2 separate regions of the Homo sapiens genome follow, and region 1 is linked to region 2. A link is a loop called in an ENCODE intact Hi-C map of the cell type or tissue named here. Cell type or tissue: MCF 10A. All regions are shown on one strand.

Region 1 (8,000 bases), 280 kb after region 2:
CAGTGTCAGTACTTTACTCCTCAGATAGAGAAAGGACAGCGCCAGGTCAGTGTCAGTACTGCATGTCAGTCCCCCAAAGCCAGAAGGTCCCTCCTGGAGGCTGATGCAGAACAATTGGCCTATAGGTGCCCTTTCTGTGCTGCAGAAGAAGCACCTCATCCCCTCCTGGAAGAGGATAGATATAACAGTGGGGTTGACCAGGTGCCACATGATGCACAGGCTCCAGCAGAACAAAACAGGGAAAGTTATTCCACACAAGGTGGTAAGTCCAGCGCAGGTCATGAGGACTCTATCTCTTGGTAAGGAAGTGTTCCAGACCCAAGGCCTACTTTTACAGATAAGCAAGAGGTCTAAAGACTTGCATACAGGAGACTGCCTTCCTCTGGGGCACAATACAGTGCCTGTCTCATAAATGTGCTGTGAGGAATAAATGGGAGAAGACAAAAAGTCTATAAAGTACTAAACATCATGTCTAACACAGTGACACAGCACTCAATGGTCACCCCAAATAAACGAACATTTGCATATCACCCTGATCATTTTCCAAATTCCCCTTTACCCTCCCAATTAAATTATGTCTCTCTGTTCTCATTATCAATTGTAAACAGAGGGAGCACTAATGCTAGCAGTGGCTCTAGAGGTTAAAACTCTCAGGGGTAAAATTTTTTTCTAACAGTGTTAATTATTTGAAGGAGGGCTCCATGGAGAGTTTAGAAAACATGTCCTCCTGGACTAATTGTTAGAAGCGAGAATAATGTTATTGTACATTTTTACTCTTGGAATGACAAGTGTCTGCAACATGCAGTAATTTGGATTTCAGGTCCTTACCTGAATTTTCTGAAAATTACTCATATGTATAGCGTATGTGTATTTGGCTAGAGTGGTCTCTACAGAAGCCCATATATCCTTGTTAACACTTCTTTTTAAAATGTGTCTCAAGAATATTGTTGCCCCTCAAATGAAGTTGTTAAATAAGTGATTTCTCATTCTAAGATTTTGGCAATATATTTAGGTTTTATTGACTTATTACTGAAACTCAAGCATACTTGTGCCCTTGGGATGATAGTTCTAACTGAGTCCAAAGTTAAGCTATTCCTAGAACTGTAAATAATAACTTAAAATGCTCAGAAAAACATAGATTATTTATTATGAGTATTTTTCTTATTGTTTCTAACGGTAGGATAGTCACAGTTTAATACATATTCACAGAATCAAGCATTAATTAAGCATTTAATATGTACCAGGAATTTGGATTGGAGCTCTGCTGAAACTTTCTCTTTCTTTCTGTGACTACTGATTAATATATATTTGCAATAAATACAGCTGATTTGCTGTATTTATGGAAACTAAACTAGTAACAGAACTAGAATCAATGTATTCTTTCAGACTCTGAAATCTTGGTCTGGTTGTAAGTCCTCTAAATTTCAATATTGAAAAAAATCTGTAAAAATAGAGAAAAGTTCTATCCCAAATGGTTGTGACGTTTAAAAGAGCTATTGGAAGCAATCCAACGTGCTGTATTGAAGACAAAATAAATCTTACATGATGAAGGCATGGATACAGCTTGGCAAAAAGTTATAATATGCATTCAAAGGTCACTACTGATGTCTACTAAAGTTAAACATAAGTACATACTCTGAGCTAGCAATTCCACTCCTAGTTATATACCCAAAAGAAAATAGTGCATATATCTATCAAAAGATATGTGCAAGAATGTTCGCAATAGTTAATATTCACAATAACCAAATATTAGAAACAACCCAGACACCCACTGCAATAGAATGGATAAATTGTGATATATTCATATAATTGAATATTATACGGCTTTAAAAAAATACATCTCTGTTAGATCTTGGATAAATCTCACAAATAGAATGCCAAAAAAGCACAAAAAGCTATATTGTTTACGATTCCGTTTACATTAAGTTCAAAATTTGGTGATATATCAGCATAATATTTACCCATAGAAGGTGCAGAGATTGAGTGGGAAGAAGGATGAGGGAGACAGATGATCAGCTGATAATGTCTGTATCTTAAAATGATTGGTGGTTACAACTGTGTGTGTGTGCATGTACAAATGCATCAGAGTGTACACTTAAGTTTTATGTGCTGTATTTTCTACCTCAATGTTAAATTGAATAAAGAGACAAGACTACACCTATTTTCCCTGAACAATGAGCATTATATGAAATTTGAATCTACATCTTTGCCTTGCATAGGTATTTGAGTACAGAAAGGGCCTAGGGTAAAGTGAAAATATAATTTCCTTATTCAAATATTGTTAAGAATTTATTGATGGCAATATCAGAACAGCAAACCAAGTGTCAGAACATTCTAGGCACGGAGCTCTGTGTGTTATACAGGTTGCACACCCATGAAGCCAGTCTTGCACAGATAAATTTGAAGATATCCTCGAAAGTAAGAAAGTCTTGCTAAGATGAGGCATCTGCATGGTGTAAAGTAAATGATAAAAATCCCTGGTTCTTCCTGGGGTGGTATCATTTTGTGTTAAAGAGGTTGTGTCCTATCAAGTTGAATGACTAAGGTATATTTCCACTCCATCAAAAAGGCAAAAGGGTAAATACTTACTATGAGAAAATATGCCAAAGCTGATTAGATAGAATGACTTAATTAAGGAGGGACAAATTTAAATCAGCACTATGAACAGAAAACATGTGTTCTATTAAAATGAAACATGCCATTATTGCCATCCCAGGAAGGAAACATTGAAATCGTTAAGTGATAATAAGCTAGAATGCTAAAATAGCTTGTGGACTAATGATAACTTTTGCTTCACTAATTGAAGATTCGTAATACTGTATACTACTTTAATCATTAAAATACTCTAAAATTCTTTAAGAAGTCCATGCCTCCAGAGCAAAGTTTTTGTTGTAAGAAATGAGCAGGAAGAGATCAAGAGAACAAAATATGAAAAACAAAAAGAGAAGCCGGGAAACTTGAGTTGCCCAAATCTGGTCGCTGACTGCTTCCTTGCAGGAATGATGCTTACTCGACAAAAAGTAAAAGCCAGCCAGCTGGGTGTTGCTGGGTTACTCATGTAACCCTCATGAGTAGCCTCAGGGTTCAGCAAAGAGGAGAATTGAGAGTCTACTTGGGCGGAAAGAAGTTGCAACATTCTTAATGAGCCATTGCAACCAGGCGTTCTAGTTGGAATCAAAGTGAAGGCAATTTTCTTGTAGAAGGTGAATAACTATCACCCTCAAGGCAAAAAAGCGAAATAAAATTAAATAACAAAATAAAAATATAACTTTGTTATTGGTTCCTTTCTTTGATTTCTTGAATGGCACTGAATGTTTCCATTTTTATCAATGCCTCTGTTTTCTACCACATGTCCAATCAATAAGAGCCTTTTGAAGATCCAATGGCATAAAACACACATGCAGTTAAAATTAATGCACAGTGCATCTGAGCTACCTGGGCTCACAAATGAACATCAGTGCTGAGACATTTTGTAAAATTTTTCCTAGCTCCTTAATAGATGACTATATTGTTGCTAAGTCTTTTATTCGGCAAACCTAGGTCACATGAACTTTCCAAAACTTTAGAAGCCTGCTGACATAAATAAGACTTTATCTGTATTAATATTTGAGTACACATATATTCCCAATTGAATTGCATTGGCAGTCATCTCCTTCAGTTATCTGTGGGTGTCCTAAGGGGCATTTCATAAGTGCTCACCTGCATTGCTGCCCTGGCCTCCTGGGTGATGCCCACAGCTCCTGAAGTGACTGGCATCTGTACCTCATCAATGACCTTGAGGGAGAGAACATTTGCGGCAATGAAGATTTCCTGGACAAGTGCTAAGGAGTAGGGTCATGTGATTCCCAGGAGAATATAGAGGAGAAATGACTTCATTAAGGAGGAAGAGAAGTTTCCCTTTGAGAAGCCACACTTGAGCTGAGATCTAACCCATGGGTCAGGATTCACAGGACATCATTAGAATAGTAGGAGTAAAACCCTTTGGTGAGTGGGAACTTAGTGAAAGCAGAGGACGTGTGTTAAAAGAAAAAAATGGCTGCTCTAACAAATAAACCTTGAAATAACAGTGCCTTAACATGACAGCTGTTTATTCCTTGTTTCTGTAGGCCAAAATTGCAGCAGGGTTCGCTGTGTCATGCTATCATTCAGGAACCTGGGCTGACTGATGTTCCACCATCTTTAATGCATGAGCTCCAATGCCAGTTTGTGCATTGATAATCAAGCTGCAGAGAAGGGAAGGCAAAGCGCATGGGGGTAGTGTGGGATGGTCTCATGAGCTAGATTTGGAAAAAGACTATGCCACTTCCACTTATATTCCGATTACCCTGTCTCAGGAACATGGCCACAAGGTATGACCACACCTATGGACAAATAATAATTTAAGAAAATAATTCGAAGTTAGGAGACCTTATATAGATTTTTACTGAGACCATTAGGACCCGAGATTGTTTATTACTTGTGGCTGAGTTAAGATAGAGGTTGATTCCTTTACTCATTTATTTATTCTTTCATCCATTATTTTTCACACATTCATCAAGTACCTGTATTAAGTGATGGCCAATCGTCAATAAACCTCATTTTTATGCAGAGACTAGTAGGGTGTATGGAAGTGGCAGGAGTCATAGGTTATAAACAAAAATGTGAGAGGACCCACAGGCAAACATTTTTCATTGAACATTTTGGATAATCAATTGAGGAGAAAACCATAATTGCCCATTGGTGCTTAAATTAAATTCTTATCAATAGTAAACAGAATTATGGGAAAAAAACATTTAAAGTAAGGAAGACTGTTTTTCTTGAAAAACAAGAAAACAAAACCCACTTGATAAAGCAACATTTGTAAAAGTGTCTTTAGTGCCATTCTATTGTTCATAATCTTTGAAATTTCTCTGTGCTTCCACGTGTTCTAGGCATAGCCATTCAAATTGCCGTGTATAAAACCTCCCCCTTTACACAATGAAAAGCTTAAACGATTGACTTGCTTTGCTAATTGACTAGATGCATGTTAAGAAACATGTAATACTTTGCCATTCCCTTCTTGTAGTTTAAAAATAAATTTTAGGCCAGGCGCTGTGGCTCACGCCTGTAATCCCAGCACTTTGGGAGGCCGAGGTGGGTGGATCACGAGGTCAGGAGATCGAGACCATCCTGGCTAACATGGTGAAACCCCGTCTCTACTAAAAATACAAAAAATTAGCCGGGCGTGGTGGCTGGCGCCTGTAGTCCCGGCTACTCGGGAGGCTGAGGCAGGAGAATGGCGTGAACCCAGGAGGCGGAGCTTGCAGTGAGCCCAGATTGCGCCACTGCACTCCAGCCTGGCCAAGAGTGAGACTCCGTCTCAAAAAAAAAAAAAAAAAAAATTTAAAATTGCAATAAGTGATCCATACTGAATGACTGCTACAGGGAGCTTTGCATACCCAGAAATTACCCATCATGAGAGAAATGTGAGTTTCTCCATATTCTTGACTCTTTGGAGTCAGGTGCTGATAAAATATTTTTTCTCAGCGTGAGCAGGACCCTATTTAAACACTGTGCCAGCTAGCAAGTAAATCCATTAGTATATTTTACATCCACACTTAAAGAATTGCTCTGCAAGCTTTACTTTTTCTCCTGAGCTCAGCTGTGACACAAAGAAAGCTTTAAAAAGAGTGTAAGTAATTAAAGCAACACACAATTAACTAATTGATCCTAAAAAATAGCTTGTCCAACATCAGCAGAATAATTGCAGCCATTTTGTAGGGCCTCCTAGGCTGTGATCATTTATGAGTCTTCATTATTACTCTTCTAAAACAAACAACCAGACTTTTTTTTTTTTTTAGCCAGGGTCTTGCTCTGTCTCCCAGGCTGGAGTGCAGTGGTGCAATCACTGCTCACAACATCCTCATCCTCCTGTCTCAAGCTGTCCTCCTGCCTCAGCCTCCTGAGTAGCTGGAACGACAGGCATGTGCCACCACACCCAACTAATTATTATTATTATTAGTAGTAGTAGTAGTAGTAGTAGTAGTAGTAGTAGTAGAGACGGGGCGGCAGGGCTGGGGGGTGGTGTGTGGGTCTTGTTATGTTACCCAAGTTGGTCTCAAACCCCTGGGTTCAAGCAGTCCTCCAGCCTCAGCCTCCCAAAGTGCTGGGATTACAGGCATGAGTGGCCAAGGCCTGCCATTATTTTTCTTTTTAAATAAAGAATTTTTTTATTTCTTTTCATTTAAATGAATAAAGTAATACATGTGACCCTTTTCAGTGCTTATAATGAATCACTTAGATGCTGTAATACTGGAAGTAACCTCTAGGGAAAATTTTGTTATGGAACTTATGTTTTCAAAGATATGAGGATAAAGCCTAATCTGGTTAGTATCCTGCCTGACATTATACGGCTGAATAAGAAACCTGAGAAAACTGGAGAGTGATTGAAAATGAAACCTGTCCTTTATAAATTGAGAGTAATTAGGCTCTGTTAATTTTTCTCTTTTGATATTATAGTTTTAAGTCAACATTAAAGACCATAAAGCATGTAAGATTTTGTGCACTTACGTCATGCTCACAAATTACTATCAATTTCAACTTTAAAAAAATGCAGTTTATCTTAGAATGTTTCTAAACCAGGATATCATTTATAATTAATCCATACCTTAAATGGAGTGTTTTCCTCAAGAGTGTAAAAGAATTGAGACTCAACTGATAATGTGCCCTAAAATTGATGGCATCCTAGAATTAAAGCAATAGAGTAACTTGATGAAGCCATTTAACTATAAGAAAATGCTGACATTACCTGCTGGTGGAATACATGACAGTTAAATTCCTCTCCTGAACTGTTATAAATTTTCCCTCTGAATATAATTGAATGTCTGCTTGTAAGTGTCTCAAACAAGTTATACTTCTAGAGGAAAGGATTCAAAATCAATTCATGTTAACTATAATATAAAACAATATGAAATGGATTAATATTAGGGAGAGCTATGAATCAAGATCTCTACTGGAAGCATAAAGACAGATTGATCATGGTTCAGGTCATGTTATTGTGGTAAGAAAAATAATCAAAATACTAACACAAACAAGGATCTCTGCCATTCATTGTGTGCCAACTATGTGCCAAACCATTGGCTGTCTCCTTTACATGTATCTGAATAGTCAGCAAGGAGGGAATGATGAAACTGACAAATAAAGAATAAAAGCCATACTATTTGGAATAACTCAGCCTTTCTTAAATTGGTTTCATACATCATTTAAAAGACTATACTGATCCCAGATAAAATTTGTCTTATCTGTAAGAGATTGTTCATCTGCCAAGGGTGGCACAGCTGTGATTCATGATTAGGTGCACCGACCATGGTTAATGTGGACCTCAGCTCCTCATTGCCTTGCTAACTAGCATTCTGTTGCTCATGTAACCACCATCTTTCAGCACTAGGGCGCATCATCCTGACATACTCAGAAAGGGCTCTGATGATTATACAGCACCCTCCGGCAGGGCTTGGTGTGCGGTTTTGTTGTAGCATAAAAAGGTTTGGGAAACCAATGCCTATCTTCCGTCATTAAACTATAGGCAATTGATCATTTATGAATACTTTCCAGCCTTCGTATGTGGCAGAATCAATATTCCAGTCTCATATTTCTTTAAAATAGAATGTCCGCCCTATCACGCATTTTAACATTCCAATAAACACGATTTCTTCTCCCTTTGCTATCAAATACACAAGGTTCTTTGCTGAAAAGGTGACTCAGAATGCTGGATAAGTAATGTGTTGTTTTGTGCATGCTATCAAATTCTACCTTTGTTGAGAATATCTCTGTGCTTACTGCAAACAATTCTCTTTTGGACCCTGTTGCTTCTTACTGTAATAAATGACAAATTGAATGCAAAGAGGGTTTGCTTGGAAAAAATAACGCTAGCAGATTAAATTTCAGTGTAATGCTATTATTTTCAAAAGCCACAATTCTCTCATCTACCAAGATTTGCCTTTCTTTGCCTATCCAGGGAAGGATTACTGCTGACAAATTGTAAC
Region 2 (8,000 bases):
GCCATTTGTCTGAAAGCTTTAGAATCATTCTACACAGATGCCAATTTTCCATCAAGTTCTGTTACTCCACAGCCCTGTTAAAAATTCTCAGCCCTGTTAAGAATTCAGCTCTGTTAAGTTGCCTGGGCCGGGAGTGGTGGCTCACGCCTGTAATGTCAGCACTTTGGGAGGCTGAGGCGGGTGAATCATCTGAGGTCAGGAGTTTGAGGACAGCCTGGCCAACATGGTGGAACCTGATCCCTACTAAAAATACAAAAATTAGCCAGGCATAGTGGCACCTGTCTGTAGTCTCAGCTCTTGGGGAGGCTGAGGCAGGAGAATCGCTTGAACCCAGGAGTCATAAGTTCCAGTAAGCCACGACTGCGCCACTGCACTTCAGCCCAGGCAACAGAGTAAGACTCTGTCTTAAAAAAAAAAAAAAAAGAATTCTCAGTCTTCTGTGTTGCTCCCCACAAGACTTCTCCAATACTAACTTTGCTTCACTACAAAGTATGAAACTCTTATCTAAAGTTTTCTTGTGCTCACTGAAGATATATACTCTAATTAAATGATGTATGTTAAATGTATGTAAAGCTCCAATTTCTTTTTCTAAAATCTGAACTCCCAAAGGACAGCATGGAGATCTGATTCTGTCTTCAGATTTTTTAAAAAAACTCTTTTACCATCAGAAAATATTTCATTTTCTGTATTTTGTAGAGTTTTACAGCCTCTCCAGGAAGGGGAGCAAGGACAAAGCCTATGCTGTTTTTATTATTAGTCATTCTTAGGAGGCAAGGTGGGAGGGACAGGGAAAGGGCTAGATGCCCCAGTTCCCGATAGAGAATTTGACAGTTTAAAGGATTTCCCCGTATTCCCTGACTGAGAAATATATATTTTATGTATTTTTCAGAAAAGTTGGGTTATGCTGCAGTAACAAATGGTCCCCAAATCCTAATGTCTTACAGCAGCAAAAGTAACATTTGCCCTATTGTAGGGTAATTGTGGCTTTGCTCCAAGTCATCTTCATTTCGATATCCAGTATAATGGAGCAATTTCTAACGAAACGTTGCCAATCATCATGTCAGAAAGAAAGAGATCAGGTTCAACTTGCAAGTGACACATCTTTTCTGCTTACACGTTGTTGACCAAGTTAAATCACATGACCAAACCTGATGGCTTTGACATAGTATATTTCTCTCCTGAAAAGTAGAGGACATATTTTTAGAAGTCTACCACCAGTGGCTAATGCTAGCTATGAGCCAGGCACTATACTAGGCATTTATAAATATTAACTCTCATCTTCATAATAATCTTAGAATATAGGGATTTTTAACACTCATTTTGCAGAAGAGGAGAAAAACTGGGCAGTTTGAGTATGTTCATACATTTAATTAGAGAAAAACCAAGGATTGAATACAGATCTAGCTGACTGCATAGCCTAGATTTTACCGATAACCTGAACTGCGTTTCAAATAGTCAACTTATTGTAATCAGTATCTCCTTGAAGAGAAGCCAAGGGGAAGAAAAAACACCAGTTTCCTCAAAACTCATGAGTGAAAAACCCAGCTCCTGATTCAGCTATATAATCCATATTTTTCCAAACATGGAAACTACCCTCAAAAACCTCATCATCTAACATAAAACATGATAATCTAAGAGAAGAAATGAAATGCACTGATTAAGGTAATGATAGTTGTAGTAATATTAACCCCCCCACACACACATTTCAGCCAATTAACATAATGAAATTGGTTTTCTCACTCATGTTGTGAGCACTCTGGGGGGACTGGAGACTTTCCTCTCTCTCATGGTTCAGGATTCCAGGTTCTATCCCCCTATTTGCTCTACCATCTCCTACGATCTCGGGGTCCTCTGCACTCAGTGGATTGGGAAATGGAGGTAATGCTTGCTTCTTATCTGCTCCACCCTAAATGTGACACACATTGTGTCTACTCTCATTCCATTAACAAGAATTTGTTATAGATCCCTAGGAAAGATGCCTAGGAATGTAGTCCCTGACTGGGCAGCCATTCCCAGCAACAACTCTACATTATGGAAAAAGCTTCAGGAATTTCTGGTTAACTTCAAGGCACCTCTGCCACATGGGACATTGTCATCTTTGTGATGATACAAAGTAGAAAGTGAATTCATGCCAAGAAAAGATGCAGATACATTTCAGTTCATGAAGTATTTGTTTTCTTTCTCCAAATGCAACCAATAAAAAGAAAGAAGAATATTTTTATTTAGAAATCGATTAAATGGTTTGTCAGATGTTTTACCAGATATTATTAGGGACATAAAATAAAGTATGATGTATTTTCTGACCCCAAAGGGATACCATAGGTCCTCTCATTTGAATTTAAAATCCAGGGATGGAGGAATTCTTTTTGAATCTTGCCCATAGCTGAGTAGGTAGCCAGAGAAGACTCAGTTTCCTCACCTGTGAAATGGGAATATCTGTTCCACAAGATTGATACTGAATTATGAAGCCCTGTTGAAAAGGAAATTAAGCCCATTGTTTACTGTCTCATTCCCCTTTCTCTACAATCTATAGGAACTAGAACATATAAATATTGGCAGAGCCTGTTTTCTGTGCATAAAATGTAAATTTCAGGAAACTCATTTAGCTCCATTTATATAATCATGATAAAATATATAAAATACTCAATTTCTAGAACTGAAATACAGAGATAAAGATTCCGATAAAATTTGCTAATTATTATTCTCTTAATTCCCTAGCTTCTGCAACTCTCCCAATTCTGTTCCTCCACCCAGAAGTAGGAAGTCAAATTTATTAGGACTCTGGGAATTAGTACTCTACTGCCCTAATTTCAATGAATCCACAGCTGAAATGAGGGAAGAGAATCTGAATTACTATCGCTTTCTCCAGAGGAAGGAAGCATTTTTCAGTGGGCCTAGGGCAAAAGTTTTTCCTCAATTCCTAAAAACAGAACTTCTCAAACTTGCCTTGATAGTAAAAGCCACAGAGAGTACTTGCCAAACAAATTAAAGGACTTATACAAACCTAGTTCTCAAATTTAAGCATGCACCACAATCTCCTGCAAGCCTTGTTAAAACAGAGATTTCTAGACCCCACCCCTAGATATGCCTATTTTGTGAGCCTGGAGGTAGGGAGAGCATTGAGAATTTATGTTTATACCAATCCCTAGAAGATGCTGATGCTGCTGATCCAAGAGCCATATTTTGAGACCCCCTCTACCTAAAGCATTAATGCCCCATCCTGGCTGCTGATCCAAACTAACTGCTGATGCAGAGCTGAAGTGAAAAGTACTTCTCTAATGATTTTAGGTTTTCAAAGAGGACTTTTTTTTTTTTGTTAAATTATCAACAGCTGGCCCTTGAATTGGGCGTTTGGCCAAGAATTCTCTTGTAACTAACTGCTTCTCCCTGTGGCTTTTTAGTGAGTCACCACAAGCTCTTTGGGGTTGTAATTACCCTTAATCCTCCTTCTTGTCTGTGACTGTGTGCCTCTCTTTATTTTTTCATATGCTTCTTCATCTCTCCTGCCAGCTCCCTAGCTGGAACTCAGAAGGTTATTTGGTTAAAGCATAGAGAAGTGCAGAGGAAGCAATGTCTAGTGCATTTGCCTTTCCTTTCTGCACTTGGCTGCACTGTACACAACCTGTACAACTAAACCACATTATCTATTTTTCCTGAAGTTCAATTTTCTCATCTGTAGAACAGAGAGTAGCATGTTACAAGATTATTGTGAACAAGTTAAAGTACTTAGTTCAAAGAAGAGGCTCAATGAATATTCTATATTGCATTTTCTTCCCTGCCTCTTGCTTCTCTCTTTCCTTTCTTCCCTTTCTCCTTTCCTCTTTTCTTCTTTTGCTCTCTGCCTTGTCCCTAACATAAAGAACAGAAAGGAGCTAATCTCCCTCCCTTCTCCACTCCAGACTAGTCATTATACAGCCTGCTTTTTGCTAATCTCTTGCCTCCTTTCTCTGAACCGGCAGTACCAACCTTCACGTTCTAATAATCTGTCCCGATGTCAAGGCCCTGGCTCTGTCATTAAAGTGGGTGAGTTCAGGAAGCAACATACATCACTTTCTGAGTCATAGCTTTATGTATTATTTCTTAGCAGACAGTCCCAATATTATGCCTACTGTCCTCATTTTTATTATATTTCGGCCACAATTGTGGCGTAGTTAACAGAAAAGCGCAAAACACAAATTATGAACATCCCAAAAGTTATGGATTATTTTCCAAACATAAAATTCTGGCTATTTACATGATTATGTTGTGTAGTAACACATGAATCATAGGGACACATTTAGTAGCAATGGCATTAAAAATACCATCAACACCTGCCCTTTAAGCTTTTTTTTAATTTCGGTATTATCACATGTACACTTTGAGCAGACGTGCCTGGCCACACTGTATTGAGAGCAGAGACTAATGAGTCCAATTATCTTTGAAGTTTAGAGAATCCTGGTATTTCAGTGGAAAAAAAATGCTGTCTGCAAAGTAGAGCTGTTATGTTTTTCTTGAACTTTAGAGGGCAGCAGAGGAGCTGTCTGAAAAAAATCCCTACTTGACCAGGAAAAGCATTTTTGTTTCCCAAGTTATTTGTACAAAACGTTTTCATTGAAAGGAAAGGATAATATTTTAAAAGATGCTTGTAATCATGTTTTTAAGATGAAGATATTATTTCATAGTATATTTGAAATAGAAGGACTTTTTTCCCCTTGAAAAAATTTACTCTGTAGTAATTGATGATTAACTTGGGAAGAAGTCTCAGAGGAAATTTTAAAAAGGGAGGATTGGTTATGATAAAAATAATGTATATTGGCCAGGTGCGGTGGCTCATACCTATAATCCTAACATGTTGGGAGGCCAAGGCTGGCAGATCACTGGAGCCCAGGAGTTTGAGACAAACCTGGGTAATATGGTGGGGGAAGAAAATAGCCAGGCATGGTGGCACGTGCTTGTAGTCCCAGCTACTTGGGAGGCTGAGATGGGAGGAGCACTTGAGCCTAGGAGGTTAAGGCTATAGTGAGACACGATTGCACCACTTCATCCCAGCCTGGGAGACAGAGTGAGACCCTGTCTCAAAGAAAAATAATAATAACATAAATAAATAAAATAGTGTATATAATAATATAATAGAATAAAGTGTATTTTATTTCAGAGTGTTTTCTTCTGTTTGTATGTGTTTTAAATATGTGTTTAGAAGATCAAAAATAGTTTTGGAGAATCACTGCTGTGTGTAAACAGTTAATAGATGATGTTGAGCAATGTGAGACAAACTTGTGCACAAATACAGATTTCAAATTGAATAAGAAAGCTGTTTTGCTTGAATAATTAAAAAAGTGCGCTAGCAAAAAAGCGAAACAGGGTTTTGCTTTAAGGTGGAGTTAATTTGATTAGATTTGTCAGCCAGCCAGTTTCACAACATCTGAATACAGTTTAAGAGCAAGTGATCCAAAAATCAGTCTCTAAGTTCCTATTAATAGTGACAATGAGAGATGCTTGTCTTAGATTTTTTTCTCTTTCTCTGGGTGACACCAAATCCTATAAGGCATGTGGCCACTAGTATGACTCGTCCCCAGAGAGTGGGACTGTGTTAGGACTGAAGAGCCAACCCCACAGCCTAAACCGTTTATTACAAATCATCGCTCGTTTACCATTCAAGCGAACTTGGGTCCGCCGCGTAATGCAAGCGATGAAAGCACAACTTACCTCATTTTCTCTTGTTCTGAAATGTTTTCTTTGGAGATTGCGAGCAGTCTTTCTTGCCTGCTGTGCTCCGGTACCGAGGCAGTACCTTGCAGTAGGGGTTCCCTTACTTGCCTTGTTCAGATTCTTTTCTCCCTGCTAATCAAGGGCCTGATCTCAGGTCTTTTTCACACATTTATTCTCTTCTTCTTCCTTTCTGATGTTTATTGTCTTTCCTTGTACATTTTAATTCTTTTAGTAACTATGTGATCATTCTCCTTCATCCTAGTTTTTGGCTTTATTCTCTCTTTTTGACTTTATATCTGGGAATAGGTTTTCTTGAGCTTGGAACCTGGATTGCAAGAAATCAAACATGTGATTACCTACCCCTATATTTCTCCAGTAAGCTTTTTGCAGAGTGATCCATTTGCCCTAAGGGTTACTCTCAAAGAAGATCCTCTGGGGCAGAATTTGTTCCCATCAGTGCCAGCTTTCCATCTGGCAGGATCTCTCAGGGTTTGCTGGTGCTACCCAAGGCTTGCTGCCCACACTGATGGGATAACAGGATATTTCCTAAAGTTTTTGCGGCTCTGCATTATTAACATGGCCACATCCTCAGTGCCCTTGGGCTTTAAAAATTTAACCTGATCAAAGCAGCATACCTATTTGATATACCTAAGTGGGAGAGAGTCTCAGAAATGAGTCACAATGGCCTTCCGACTTTCAGAAAACACCATGCTCTTTTTTTCCAAAAGCCACAGAGCTGATATGACAGGACACTGACGCAGCAGGACTCTGGGATCATTAAAATCCCAATAACAAGAATCTTATCATGTCTTGGCGTGTCTGCTGTGAATTACATGAGATGCTCTATCTGAGAATGTTTTTATGAAGATATCCACCTTTTGTTGCTTCCTTCCTTTTATCTTTTTGCAGAGGGAGACGGCCTTGGTTTTGAGGCCGGTTCATTTACTCTGCCTAACCCCGTAGCCCTCAAGTGGCTCCATTGCCACAGTTCCAGCGTCAACCACACAGTTGTGGTGTAGTGTTGTGAGCAATGAGGCAGGCTGCGTGTAGCTCCTACAACAGACTCAAATCCAGAAAAACAGACCGCTTCCAACTTGGAAACACGTATCATTCAAATATTTATTATATATTTTTGGAAGTTGGCTGCAGGAAACCTACATTTTTTTATTAACTCTTGTTATACAAACAAACCAAAATGCCTTCAATGCCTACCATGTACCAAATGGGGCACTCATCCCATTGCTGAAGTTAACAATCCTTAAGAAGTAAAAATTAATTCCAAAACCCAGAAGAAAAGTTGTTGTATCCAGTTTGTTTTATTATGTTCTGTTTTGTGTGTGTGTGTGTGTGTGTGTGTGTGTGTGTGTGTGTGTGTGTTTGTTTTGGTTTGGTTTGGTTTGGTTTTGGTTTGTCACATTTTTTTCATTGAGATTCTGGCCATGACATATTTCAGAAAAGATTTTTAATCATTCTGAAAAGCTGTAGGATCAGGGTAAGGAGTTTGTTTTCTTTTAAAGTGTAGGATGGTAAATACAATGATACTGAGTGATATATTGTCTCTGCCAGGATTAGATAGATTTGCTTCACCTCTATGGACTTGACCTATGCCAGGGATGGGGTACTGCGATTGTAGGGTGGGGATGAGGCCATGCTTGCTGAAGAAATTCAGCCAACTCTAAAGTATGTTGATTTTCTATATATTACATGACAGCCCCATTAGGAGACGTTATCTGGGGCATTTGTATAAATGGGATGGGGTTTCCAGGACACTGCAGAAGCAATGCTTTATACCCTTAATATTAAAATTCTACTGAGCATGATTTGACCTCTCTCTCTTGCTGTCTCTCATTCTCTCTCTTATTCTCTTTCTGTCACTCTCTGAATCCTGAGATGATTTCAGAATCCCTTAGTGCCACAGCTTATCATTGTGATAATTAATTGTAGTTGAACTGGCAGGGAAAATGTTAGTTAATGAATGATATTTGTTGATAAAATGCCAGATAACAGAGGATTAATTATAACAGCTCATTTTGGGGAAAACAAGTCCATCAGAATGAAGTTAATGATCAGTTTGCCATCTGGCCTAGATTAGGGGGCCATCTTGGTCAGCATTGAGTGTTGAGTCACATAAGTTCCCTGAAGTGTCTTAATATAAGTCAGATGTATCCACAGCATACTATAAACATTGTGGGTTAGACTTTGGAGTTCGGTGTTTAGTGTTCATAATTTGACTGGGCAGAGTCTTGCAGGGTTTTGGGATTTTAATACCCTGAACAAATGGGAAAAGGAGGAAGCAAAAGAACTAGGCAGGA

The links. Hi-C counts contacts between places; a loop is a spot of excess contacts. Peaks named below come from ENCODE experiments on the same cell type or tissue, not always from the same donor. Only the 100,000 strongest peaks of a DNase experiment are listed, where the experiment ranks them.
Region 1: a loop joins it to region 2, with 5 times the contacts of the local background. A loop is called at or near these places in 7 of 110 quality-filtered maps.

What each region holds. Positions count from the first base shown.
Region 1 is chr4:21,190,932-21,198,931 of GRCh38, reverse strand. All of the region lies in intron 1 of KCNIP4 (potassium voltage-gated channel interacting protein 4), which reads left to right. Among named protein-coding and RNA genes, the nearest start is that of MIR7978, 270 kb to the left of the region's middle. In MCF 10A, a CTCF peak has its summit at 6,365; a DNase peak (open chromatin) is centred at 3,081.
Region 2 is chr4:21,466,139-21,474,138 of GRCh38, reverse strand. The region is part of intron 1 of KCNIP4 (potassium voltage-gated channel interacting protein 4); the gene reads left to right. Among named protein-coding and RNA genes, the nearest start is that of MIR7978, 5.4 kb to the right of the region's middle. In MCF 10A, a CTCF peak has its summit at 4,501; a DNase peak (open chromatin) is centred at 3,378.